Linked DNA regions of Homo sapiens: all the other regions are linked to region 1. Evidence: chromatin contacts called from ENCODE Hi-C data. All regions are on one chromosome and are shown on one strand. The core of a region is the stretch at or near the end of the contact, and the rest is flanking DNA. Distances in the headings are between cores, read along the strand shown. Region 1 holds the start of SASH3 (SAM and SH3 domain containing 3). Region 2 holds the start of RAP2C-AS1 (RAP2C antisense RNA 1). Region 3 overlaps FIRRE (firre intergenic repeating RNA element).

The links. Hi-C counts contacts between places; a loop is a spot of excess contacts on that map. Pooled maps may share reads with other maps.
Region 2: a loop to region 1 is called in a map with no recorded cell type, with 10 times the contacts of the local background. The contact joins the promoter of RAP2C-AS1 here to the promoter of SASH3 in region 1. A Hi-C loop is called at or near these places in 3 of 37 single-sample maps with no recorded cell type and 10 of 50 pooled maps.
Region 3: a loop to region 1 is called in a pooled map, with 18 times the contacts of the local background. The contact joins the enhancer-like site here to the promoter of SASH3 in region 1. A Hi-C loop is called at or near these places in 1 of 168 maps with a recorded cell type or tissue (naive thymus-derived CD4-positive, alpha-beta T cell), 2 of 37 single-sample maps with no recorded cell type and 7 of 50 pooled maps.

What each region holds. Positions count from the first base shown.
Region 1 is chrX:129,777,648-129,781,919 of GRCh38, reverse strand. It overlaps SASH3 (SAM and SH3 domain containing 3), which reads right to left and starts at 1,971. Exons shown (of 8, transcript NM_018990.4): 1 at 1,766-1,971. The coding sequence starts at 1,822. It overlaps LOC124905215 (a long non-coding RNA gene), which reads left to right. Exons shown (of 2, transcript XR_007068328.1): 2 at 1,641-3,345. RefSeq lists enhancers at 14-63, 174-353, 1,621-1,680, 1,731-1,810, 2,061-2,220.
Region 2 is chrX:132,216,778-132,221,049 of GRCh38, reverse strand. It overlaps RAP2C-AS1 (RAP2C antisense RNA 1), which reads right to left and starts at 2,543. Exons shown (of 3, transcript NR_110410.1): 1 at 2,213-2,543. RAP2C (RAP2C, member of RAS oncogene family) reads left to right here and starts at 1,603. Exons shown (of 6, transcript NM_001271186.2): 1 at 1,603-1,680; 2 at 2,709-2,818; 3 at 3,038-3,134; 4 at 3,244-4,054. The coding sequence starts at 3,782. RefSeq lists enhancers at 1,232-1,281, 1,612-1,681 and silencers at 3,114-3,163, 3,174-3,613.
Region 3 is chrX:131,811,547-131,815,818 of GRCh38, reverse strand. The region is part of intron 2 of FIRRE (firre intergenic repeating RNA element); the gene reads left to right. Among named protein-coding and RNA genes, the nearest start is that of FIRRE, 17 kb to the left of the region's middle. RefSeq lists an enhancer at 2,489-2,758. Within about 2 kb of position 2,543, at least 17 of the 41 ENCODE cell types and tissues checked have a DNase peak (open chromatin) inside an H3K27ac peak, as active enhancers do.

The DNA of each region.
Region 1 (4,272 bases), core at 722-3,221:
TTCTGGAAGCTTGGCTTCTGGGGGACATTTCCATAGTCTGGGGCTAGCAGAGTGTGTGGAGGCAAGCTCATCCCAGCTCTGGAGGCTGGCACCGGCTCTGGCAGGGGTTGGGGTGGGGTTTGCCTGGACTACTCTCCCCGAAAGGACCCCTTCTCCTGGGAGAGACCTGGGGAAATCCCAGGGGCCCACTTGCCTGCCGAACACAGAATCTGGGTAATTGAAGCTGGGAAAGAAAAAGGGGACTTCTGGCTTCTGTGTGCCCCTAGGTACGTCTTCCTGATGTGGCACAGGGTCCCAGTGTCAAAGTGTCAGCTCTTTCTCACACTTTCCTCCAGCTCAGCGCCCCTGTGGTTTGAGGCCTAGCAGTGTCTATAGAGCAATCTCTGTTTCCCACCCCCACCAGCCAGAGAGCAAGGGGAAGTGGCCCTGCTCTCTTAGGAGTGGCAGCCAATGGCAGTCCTGCTGGGCCTAGCACCCTGCAGGGTTTGGACGGGGATGACAGAGCCCGTGTGAAGATTCATGAACCTCCCCCCTCCCCCGCCCACCACCACTGCAACCTTAGAGAAGCAGCTGGGGTGGGGAGAATACAGCCGGAAGTGGCAGCCACCCCAGGACCTGAGAGCTGGGGCAGGATGCACACCCCACTGCCCCGAGTCTCAGTCTTTCAGCTGCCTTGGCCTCCATCTCTGAGCTACTCCCCTGACAAGGGGGATCCACCATAGGGCACCTGGGCTGAGTTCCAGGGAAAATTGGCGGGGGATAGCCTGGGCCTCTTGGACCTAGTTCAGGCCTGCTTTGGGACTGTCCTAGCATCCCATTGGATGTGTAGGATATACTTGCTGATTGTCTGGGAGAATCCTTCAATTGAATTAAAGAATTAGGTCTAGAAATCCTCAAACCCAACCAAAGAAATCTGGAAATCCTCAAATTCAACCACAAAATCCTAGATCTGGCACAGCCTTCAAGGATTCTTCCAGTCCGGTCTCTGCCCCAGGGGGATGAACACCTCAGCCATCCATGACAGCTGTTTTTCCTCCTGGCCTTTAAAATCCTCCCTCCTCAGCCTTCACTCCTACTCACCACCTCAACTTAATTTCTCATTCCCCACCCAGGAAGAACCTGTATGCCCCCTGCATCCCACTGCACTTCCGGATGCCTTTTCCCCCAAGACTGGAATGGCCTCAGGCCCCCATCTCCAGGTTGGCTCCATCTCGGGTAGGGCCTGGGAGCTACCACAGAGCTGAGCCAAGTGGGCAGGGTCTGGGCCATGGCCAAAGTGGAGGAGGGGGTGGCAGTCCTGTGAGCATCATGGCTCCAAGCTGGGCAGCCCAGCAGGGCCCTTTGAGTGAGATGGCTCCTGAGAGGCCGTGGCCGGGGCAGAAGTGGCAGCAGGACCAGCGTAGAGGAGAGATAGTTAAGTACAAGCTTAGGGTTCAGCTTAAGCATTGTATTTTGTTATTCTCAAATTCTAGTCTAAGATTCTGGCCCCTAATTTTAGATCTTTTTTCCCATTCTTCTAGGGTTGAATTGCATGACTCTAGATTTCTAAGGATCTATTCTGTAACTCTGTTGCTCCAGAATTTTAAACATCTCTTCTGTACTTCTGTTAACCTTTGGGTCCCTGTCCCGTTGCCTTCTAGGTGAGTGGCCCTCACCTACAGACTCAACATATGGCCTTTGGCTCTTCCCACTTCCAAGAGTCTTGGAAGGGATGGGTCGAGCAAGCAGAGGAAAGGAAGATGTGAGTTCCCAAAATGCTCCTCACCTTTTTCTTCTGAGTGGGCTCCTTCTCACTGGCATTGGAGGGCTTGCGGCGCAGCATGGTCCTCCACCCTGGGAGACTCCGTCCCTGCTCTCCTAGGTGTCAAGATGCAGAGGCCTCTTGCTTAGCCTCACCAGAACTGCCCGGGGGCACGGCATGAACCGAGCCTTCAGCTGCCACTCTGACTGCTGCAGTGGCAGCTTGGGGGTGCGGGCCATGGACACCCGGCAGCAGCAGCATACAGGAAGCCCTGCCACGTGACCTACTCTTACAGCAATCGCAGCCCCTGCCGGCCCCTAGGGAGGAAGGAAGTCCAAGCTTCAGTCTCCAGAGATTCTGATGCAGACGGCTCTTGGGTTGAACAGTCAGAGAAAGTCCCTACCTTGTTGTCTCATGTCGATCATCATCAGTCCTTCTGCTCCATCTTCCTAGAGGTGGACAATCAGCTCGACATTATATGGCGTACCCAAGCCCTTTATCTCACTGACCAGAATCCAGAAACCAGAAGTTGGACCATCTGGCTGCCTGTTGGATCAATGCTCCCGGTCAACTCACGTCTTCAAGGTCGTCACTGCCATCACTACCACTACCATCACCCCTGTGACCATCACCACTGCTACCATCACTCCTATCAATAGCCATCACCATACAGCCATCACCCCTACAGCCATCAGGCCTGCAGCCATCCCCGCTGCCATCAGCACACCTATAGCCATTGTCACTATGGTAATCACCTCTACAGTTGACATCCTTCAGCCATCACCTCTACAGTCATCACCATTGCTGCTATCACCCTTCCAGCCATCATCCTTACAGCTGTCACCCTTCTGGACATTACAGCCAACCGCACTCATGACCCTCTCACCCCTATAACCATCGTCCCTACAGTCATCTCTCCTACAACCATCATCACATCCGTGCAGCCATCAGCCCTGCAGCCATCACTCCTACAGCCATCAGTACACCTAAAGCCATCATCACTAGAGCAGTCACCCCTCCAGTCAGTACCCCTCAGCCATCATGAGTATATTTATCACCACCACAGCTGAAAAGCACTTACAGCCAACTCCACACCTCTAGCAAGTATCCAACAGGCATTTATCAAACACCTATGCAGTATATTCAATTTGTGGGTTGTCTGTGGCAGATTTTAATAACTTTAATAACTTCTTGGTATTACAAAAGCAACTTGTATTTGTCATACAATTTCACAAACACATAAACAAAAAAAATTTCAAAATTTCCCATCATTGTCCTCTACACTGTTTTAAGCATCTATCTACTCTCTGTCTATAAACATTTTTTTTCTTTTTACAAAAATCATACTGCTCAGAAAACAGATAATTGGTTTGGGGAGAAGGGGAGGGGAGAGAAGGGAAGGGAGACATCACACAGGGTAACAGGAAGCTTTTAGGAGTGATGAATATGTTCACTATCTTGACTGTGGTGATGATTTCATGGGGGAATACACATGTCAAAACGTATCAAATTGTATACTTCAAATATGTGCAGTTTATTGTAGCTCCATTATACCTCAATAAAGCTGTTTAAAATTTTTTAATTAAAAAAGGTCATAATTCACACTATTGGTGTCTGCTTTTCACACTAAACACAGTATCTTTTTTGTTTTTTTTTCGAGATGGAGTCTCTCACTCTGTCTCCCAGGCTGGAGTGCAGTGGCGTGATCTCGGCTCACTGCAACCTCCACCTCCTGAGTTCAAGCAATTCTTGTGCCTCTGCCTCCCAAGTAGCTGGGACTATAGGTGCGTACCACCACCCTGGTTAATTTTTGTATTTTTTGTAGAGACAGGGTTTCACCATGTTGCCCAGGCTGGTCTTGAACTCCTGGTCTCAAGTGACCTCTTTGCCTCATCCTCCCAAAGTGCTGGGATTACAGGCGTGAGCCACTACGTCCAGCTGAACACAGTATCAAGATTGTCTCATGCTATGAAATAGTCTTCAACTACGTAATTTATAACGGCTGTGGAACATCCCATTGTGTGGATGTGCCGTGCTTATTTCACCAAGCCCTTGCTGATGAACTTGGGTTGGCTTAAATTTTTAAATTATTCATTGAACATACTTATGGTAAATATTCACATCCATAGTTTTTTTTCTGTAGGGGAAATATCCAGAAGAGGAATTGCTGGGGTCAAAGGTATGCACATTTTTAAGGCTTTCAATTCTGTGGTACTTGTGAAATACTAGGCTTGTCCACCCCTGTTCCCAAGATGTTCTCGTGACTTCCTCTCCGATTCTGCTTTATGCCCTCTGACCATCCAACCTTCAGGGTGAGCTCAGGGAAGATAAGATCTTTCTTCCCTAAGCTGAAACCATACATTCTTTGGCCTACTCAGTCGGCCAGGCAGACTCATGAAAAGATTCCACACCCCAGATCTCCTTCCCACTGGCCTGTGTTTTCCACCCTGAAAGTCCCTCCCAGGCGGCCCAGGGTCACTAGCAAGCGCGGTAACTGGTTAAGGCTTTTCGGCATATACAGTAGCCTGGCA
Region 2 (4,272 bases), core at 1,294-3,793, 2.4 Mb before region 1:
ATGAATAATGTTCCCCCCTGAAAAACATAAGAAGCTTTTAACAATAAATATCTTTGTGAAGAGTAACTGAATTATTATTTTCGTGCCACTTGCAGATATTTGAGCTTTTAAAATTTTGTTACCCCCATGTTTGCTATTTTTTAAAAATTAACAATTCATTAAATCTTTTAAATAAAAACCAAATAGCATTTATTGAGGCTTTATAATGTGCAAGGGACTGTGCTAAGCACTTTACCTGTAATACCTCATTACATTTTCACGTTAACTTCTTATCTCCTTTTTACAAGTGAGGAGTTAGAGGCTCAGACAAGTGAAATCACTTGCTTGGGGACACAGAGCTAGAATGTGGCGGAGCTGCAATTTTAATGCACCTCTGTCTCATTTCAGAGCCTTAGCTCTCAACTGCCAGGCCGCACTCTTCTGCTTGCTCTTTATACCCTCATTGCTTAATGAGAGTACACTAGCAAACAACAGGAGTCTAATGAGATAATGTATGTGAAAATACTTTTCTAAGTATAGAGATGTTTGGGGAGGGCAAGCAAGGGTAGGGAATTTGTTTAAATTGGGCGGACCTGTCCACTGACCCCTAGACAGTCAGGATTTTTTTTTTTTTTTTTTACAAAACCAAGATCAACAACTTTCTTTTGTTCCTCCTTTAAAAATATTATAAAGTTATATTTACTTCCTTTTTCCCAATTATTGTTTATAAATTAAAATATGGAGAAATAAAAGCCATTTCATAATAGTCCTCACCCATAATTACTTTGTTTCAGATTTGAATGGCTATGTAACTATTACACACCTGCGTTTTACATAAACAGTAGCAACTAGACATTTGTTCAGTATCTTGCTTTTTCAGCCCTACAATATATCTTGGCCATCTTTTTATATAAACACTTACAAATCTGCTTTTCTCTTTTAAAGTAGCTGCATAATATCCTATTCTGTGAATACAGATAGGTAGGTAGGTAGGTTGGTAGATAGATAGATAGATGATAGATAATAGATATAGAGAGCTATGAAACTTTTAAAAATCACCTACTGAAGGACATTTAAGCTTCTTCCAATTGTTTGATTTCCTAATCAATGCTGTAATGAATACCCTTCCTAAGAAAGTTTAGAAGGATCTTTAGACTGAGTGTAATATTTGTCCACTGTAGTTGACGAGAGTGACCCCACAGGACGCTGTACTGAGGGGAGGAGTATGTTTCACTGCGTGGAGAAACAAAGAACTCTCTCCTAAGCATGACCAACACATTCAGAGATATTAGAATTGCCAACAGGTGGGATGACCTGAAAAAGAACTCCTTGCTTTGACAGTTTAGTAATAGAGCAAAGACTTGCCACGATTGCTCAACACTGGCTGGATCAGAAGAGGAATTTCCAGACTCAGTTACAAGCACGGCTGGTGGAGGGCTGTGAATCCCACCAGACAGTCTGGAGACAGCTAGGCAGGGAGATGAGCAGCAGAGCTCCAAATCAGGCAACAGCACGTGTGAAAGGAGCAGTGACCTGTGGGGAAACTCATAACTCACAGACCAAACCCCTTCCAGCAGAGGGCAGTGCCTCTGATACGACACAGGGCCCAGGCCAGCTGGAGCCAGAGCTGGGGACTTCGCTGGAGAGATGGCACCGGCCTGAGGTCAAGGAGAAATTGAACTAAACTCTCCTTTGAAGACTGTAAGTGACATTGGGGAATACTCAGGGAGGGACAGTGGGACCTCACACTACTATGATTCGCCTGTGTTCTAATGTCCAACAATTTAGGCTGAGTAATAAATCTCTTTATAGAGTTTGGCCATTTAGGGCTTGTAAGTAAGGGAATTTGGAGTCATTTTTGCTAGGCTGGCCACTGAGTCTCGCAGGTTTCTGGGTACATGCTTGAATTGAAAAGAAAGTGACACACCTAAAATACAGCCTAGACTCCTGGCCCTGGGGCTCTGTGGATCCGACACAAAGTTTACAAATAGAAAGCTAGCAAAGGGAAAGATAGTCGGAAGTAACAATTTTATCTAAAAATAGAAACTTAGAATCTAACACCAGAGTTACTACTTGCTTTTGAATTTCAAAGACTACATAGGATGGCCTTTAAAACAAAACTTCAGCATGTAAGAGCCAGCCAAGCAAATTGTTATACATAATCAACGATTAAAATAAATTAGTCTTTAGGCCTAAACCGTTTCCAATCAAATCTTTCTTGAATATTGGTTACCTTTTCTGCCGTGTAGTGGTTGGAATCAAATGAGAACATAGCTGAGCAGAGTACCATAAAGTCTACTTCTAATGCTGCTGTTTTCGAGCCTTGTGATTTTTTTTTAAGTGACTTTAGTATTCGCTGGTAAAGTCAAGGCGGATCTACCAGACGGTAAAAGTTCTGTGTGTTTGTCAGGCACGGCTAAGTAAAACGCACTGCATCTGAAAGTCTAAGGGTAGTTTGCATGCATCTCTCAGCAAAATAGCAAGTGGAAGAAATACCAGCAAGGAGAATAAACTTTCTGGGCTGTTTGATTTCCCCTGCAACTTCTAGTCCAGGGATGTTTGGCGTTCTCCCGGTCGCTAGATTATTAGCCCGCAGGTTCCGCACCGGCCAGGGAGCCGCTCAAGTCCTAGGGCCGGGCGGCTGGAGGTTGCAGGTCGGAGGGGCTTCTACGGGTTTGGGGGTGGGACGGTCCGCGGCAGCCGCGGGCGGGTAAGGACTGACGTCGCAGGTTTCCAGAGGCCCGTTCCCGAAGCCGGAGTCCCGACCCGAAACCGTCCCCGGCCGGCTCGCTCGCTCAGCAGGGCGCGGCTCCAGCGCCACCCGGCTCGCCCCGAAGAGGTGGGACTTTCCCCACCGGAAGTGATCCCGTCCAGTCTCGGGGAACTGGGGCACCTCAGCCAGTGTGTCAGGGAAACCCTTCCGGGTGTGTGCTTGGTGGGGGTGGGGGTGGGGGTGGGGGTGGGGGTGGGGGGTGGGTGAGAAAAAAAAGAGGTGGGTTCGCCTGGAGTCCCTGCGGCCGCCGCGGAAGGCCCCCGCTTCTTTCCCCGCGGCGAGCAGCAGCGCTGGGGCAGCGGAGAGACAGAGGAGCCAGCGGGTGGCCATGGCCTTGGCGTGACAGAGCCTCCCCGGCGGCCGGGCGGGTGCGGACGGCGGGGTAAGCGGCAGTAGCTTGATCCGGGTGGGAGTTGGGGGAGGCGGCGGCCGGCGCCGCAGGTTCGGGGCGGGGGTCAGCCGGGTAATGTGCGTCCTTCTCCCCTTCACAGGCCGGACGACCCCCGCGGGAGCCGGGGCCCAGAAACCCGCCCGGGCAGCGGTAACTGGAACGGAGCCCTCAGGCCTGAGCCGGCTGGGCTGCGCGAGCAGGAAGCGGGGTCCCTGGGCCCCTTTGTGTGAAGGGCGGGGGAGGAGTGCCGGGCAGCCCCGGGCTGCGGGCTCCTCCGACGTCCGCCTCGCCGCAGGGTCCCCTCGCCGCAGCCCCCACCCTTTCCCTCCCGGGGGCACGCGCCTCCTCGCCACCCTCGCCGGGCTTTTCCCAGGCTCGCCCTCCTCCCCACGCCCCCTGCTCGGGCTGCAGTTCCTATAGGAAGGGCATTACCATCCCTTCCCCACCCTCCCCGACTCTACGCTCTTTCCCCTCCCCCTCCTGTAACTTCCTCTTCTTCCCCGGTTGGGCCCTCTGCTCCTCTGCACTCTCCTCCCCAGTTCGCAGATTTCCGCCCACCTTCCGCCTCGTCTAGCCGCGCCACAGCTAGCGGGGTGATCTTTCCCCCCCTCTGGTAGGAGTTGGTGAAGGTGAGACTCATGAGGGAATACAAGGTAGTGGTGTTAGGGAGTGGAGGGGTTGGCAAATCTGCCCTTACTGTGCAGTTTGTCACTGGGACTTTCATTGAGAAATATGACCCCACCATTGAAGATTTCTACCGCAAAGAGATCGAAGTGGACTCTTCCCCCTCCGTGCTGGAAATTCTGGACACCGCAGGAACTGAGCAGTTTGCCTCCATGAGAGATCTCTACATCAAAAACGGCCAAGGTTTCATCCTGGTTTATAGCCTGGTTAATCAACAGTCTTTTCAGGTAACCAAACCAAGTCTTGTAATTTGTTAGAAGGGGGTGTGGTAATCCGACATCGACTTCTGGGTTGCTTGAACCGTGCATTAATGACTGTGCTTTGCTTTTGAAAGTTAGACATGACGCATTTTTGAGGTTACTCCTGCCATGGAAGACTATCGGGTTGTTTCTATAGAGCGTAGTAAAAAGTAACAAGCGTCAACAAATATTTTAAAGCTATTTTT
Region 3 (4,272 bases), core at 1,294-3,793, 2.0 Mb before region 1:
GGTTCTCAAATTCACCAATACTCAAGTAAATTACAGTATGACAAAGTCTCAACCATTCCCCACCTCTTCAAAATATCCCTAAGTAAGTTACTGAACATGAAACCACTGATAACACCTAGTTTGTGTGAACATTTGTAGAATTGGACAAGTTCCCGTGAGGTGGGAAGCATTGTCAATTGGTTTAACTATTTGGTGGGCAATATGTGTGCATCACTTAACCTTTCACATGAGCACACTCTTTGTCCAGAGTCAAGGTCACATTCCCATAGGAGACAGGAGTGCAGAGATGAGTAGGTTCATTCAGCTTTCCTCTGCAATGTCAGAGAGTGGGGAGGAGCAAAGGGCCTATTCTCTAGTAGATTGACTCCACATGTTTCAGCTATACCAGGTAGTCCTCTTAAGTCCTTGAAAAGACTGAATTCCATTCTCAGTGTCCACATCAGTAAAGATATTCCACCTCTTTGATTAGGGGTTAAAGCAAATTATTGACTCTTTGGGATCAAACCATCCTAGTTTACTAATACAAGAAAACAAGCCAAGTGCGGTGGCTCACACCTGTAATCCCAGCACTTTGGGAGGCTGAGGCAGGCAGATCACGAGTTCAGGAGACCGAGACTATCCTGGCTAACATGGTGAAACCCCGTCTCTACTAAAAATACAAAAAATTAGCTGTGCATGGTGGCGGGTGCCTGTAGTCCCAGCTACTCGGGAGGCTGAGGCAGAAGAATGGCGTGAACCTGGAAGGCGGAGCTTGCAGTGAGTCGAGATCCCGCCGCTGCACTCCAGCCTGGGCGACAAAGCAAGACTCCGTCTCAAAAAAAAAAAAAAAAAAAAAGAGAAAACAAAGGAAAAAATAAAGTCTATCTCTCTCTACTTATTCCATGTATGACTACTGTAAGTTGAGTGCATATATATGAATTCTAAAGAATGAATTTGCAGTCTTCTAACGAAGATACTCATTGTGTCTACCTTCCTGGAGTAATTATTTTAAGGCCATGCCCTCAAGTATTAACGTTATACATGTCTCCACGTTTGAAATAGTAACAAGCAAAGTTTACATTGGAAATCAAGAAACAAAGGTATACCTTTCAGGTTTTAAAATAGCCTTCAGTGTAAGAATCAGTTTCTCTGAAAATTATACATTGCTCTGTTTACATATGGAAATTTTAAAAAATCACTTTTTATGGTGAAGAAAACAAAAATCTTTGGGCAAATTTATAAGTAACACAAAATCCAACCATCCGAAGGATATTTAATGACCCATGCGGTGGCCTTATAATAAAAGGGAAAAGGAAAAGGAAAAATTTCAAAACCCAAGGAGATCTGCAAACTATGGGGAAGCCTAAAGTCATACCAACAAACCCATGAGTGTCACACATACACGTACTCATGCAAATATTCAAATGGAATAGATTTAGAAGAGAGCAGAAGAAAGAATATCAAAATACTCATGCTTGTTTTCATGGACTGCTCAGCATTTTCTCTAAAGGATCATGTACAGAGATCATCCCTGGTACGAAAGAGTGGTACTAAAGAGGCAAGTTTTCTGGGGGTCCTGATGTACTCAACTCCCTGAAGGATATCTTGTCAGGCCTACAAGGAATCTTCATCAGAAAAAGGCTAAGGAGCAGGCACAGAGAACAATACTTGCTAATCTTAATGAACAGTTAGATCCTGAGCCTTAAAAGCCTCATCTTCCTTAGAAGAAAGCTAAAGAAACCATTTCTGTCCCATTAAGAGAGATGAAATGAGAGCAGATCCCTCCACGTGGGTATGCCTTCACAATGGACCCTAGAAAAAAATGCTGCAAAGCCACTACAGCTGTTAACTCCTGGGCTCAGAGAATACCTCCAGGCCTTCTGGTTGTGTATATCTGCACTCTTATTGATGTTCTGGAATTTATTGACTTGGCACAGTGACACATGCTCCTTTTCCTCAGATCCTTCTTGCTCTAGGCAACAGAGGCACCAGACTTTTGGTGTCCCTGAGACCTCCAGCTGCTGTTAGATGCCACCTCGAATGAGATTCATTTCCCCCTCCTCACATTCTAACGTTGCTAACATTGGGGCCCATACCCCAAAGTACAGGGATATCTTGTGCCAGCCCAAATGTCTCATGGTCTAAGGGGCAGGGTCAGGAGACCAATGCCCAGAAGCTGTGTGTAGACTGTAGTTTTTCCATAGTCCTGCCCACAGTGAGAGGAAACCAAAGCCCTGCATCAGTCCTGGTACCTTACTTAGCAGCTTCTTCACTGAGATTTTGCCTTTGTCCAGACTGAACTCCTGGAAAGCCTAAGAGTTGAAGTTGAGAAGGCCCATCTTGGGGTCAGGCCCTGTTGAACCTTTGAATTTGCTACATCTTTCTTAACTGCTAGATAGGAGGGAAGTTCAAACCCGAAGCTTTTGCTTTTGTCAAACTACTTCCTCGCGATGGCAGTATGGGCCCAGAAAAGCCAACTAACCCTGCCCCCAGGCCTTCTTCTCCCTCCCATTCCATCTGAAAAAAACCACCACTAACAGGCAAAGCCACCAGGAAATATGGCTACCTTGTGTCTTGCCCAGTTTGAAGAAACTTGCTCACACCGCTGCGCTTTTGCTTTTGCTTTCCATATACAATCAAACTGAAGCCTAAAACCACCCACTCTCATTAGGCATCTTTTCTTTTCAGTAATTCAGTTTCCTCTACTACAGCTTCATAGATCTCCTCATCGGTCACCATTAGATATGCAGGATTTTCCCCATTTTCAAGTTTTCTGATACAAGGTTCAAGTCCCAAGGAGTCCGTGCATGAGGAAAAGATATTGCTGGAACTCCAAAGCTTGTATGAGGCTTGGCTATCTGTCTCCATCAGACGTTGTGGTCTTTGACCTGGCTCATTTCCCAGGCTCTTATGGCGTACTCCATTTTCTGGCTCACATATTTTAGAAAGTAACCAAAATGGCATCCTTCTTTTTAAATGTCTTTCCAGATGGAGAACTCACTAATAAATATTTCAGTTGCTCAAACTTGATGTTCAAAATAAATACTCATATTTAGCTATTATCATTTAAAGACATCAGAGTTAAGCTGTTCCATAGGTTTTGAACTAATATGTTAAAACATTATCAACTTTATCGTATGACCTTTTCTTACACTTTTATATTTTTATGCCTCATATATTCATGTTTTAATTTTCACATACACGATGCTTTGAATGAATAAAGAAACAACACATTTTAAATAATTAATTGGGCAGTTAGGTAGAGAATGTACATTGTGTATCCTCCTTAGATAATTGTATAATTTATTGTCCAAGTTGGACAACTGTGTGAACCGTGACTTCCTAAGGCACACTGAAAGGAATGTTCACCCTATTTATCATTCCACAGTCTTGAGACAAACACTGATCACATCTTTATGCTTTATTTACCTAAATATATTGATAATTTTTTTTTTTTGAGATGGAGTTTCGCTCTTGTTGCCCAGGCTGGAGTGCAATGGCACAATCTCAGCTCACCGCAACCTCCGCCTCCCAGGTTCAAGCGATTCTCCTGCCTCAGCCTCCCTAGTAGCTGGGATTACAGGCATGTGCCACCACACTCGGCTAATTTCGTATTTTTTTTTAGTAGAGATGGGGTTTCCCCATGTTGGTCAGGCTGGTCTCAAACTCCCGACCTTAGATGATCTGCCCGTCTCGGCCTCCCAAAGTGCTGGGATTACAGGCATGAGCCACCGTGCCCGGCCTTTTTTTTCTATTTTTGAGACAGAGCCTTGCTCTGCCACCCAGGCTAGAGAGCAGTGACGCAATTTCGGCTCACTGCAACCTCTTGCTTCCTGGGTTCAAGTGATTCTCCTGCCTCAGCCTCCCAAGTAGCTGGGATTACAGGCGTGTGCCACCGTGACCAGCTAATTTTTATATTTTTAGTAGAGACGGAGTTTCGCCATGCTGGCCAGGCTGATCTCGAACTCCTGACCTCAGGTGATTGGCCCGCCTTGGCCTCCCAAAGTGCTGGGAGTACAGGTGTGAGCCAGTGCGCCTGGCCGATAAATTTTAATTTGTATATACACATACATGTTTACAAAAATTGGGCATTGTCCTGCATATTTTTTCTTTTATACTTTTTCTCTTGGTTATAGTATGAGCATTTTGACAGTTGTACTTTAGTTATCCAAAAGTATAATTTAAAAATATGAAAATAGCTATTTATTTATAAGAAATAGAAATATTTTTATTTATATAAATATTTATAAGTAGAAATATTTAAAATTAAAAGTAATAGACTCAATACAGAAT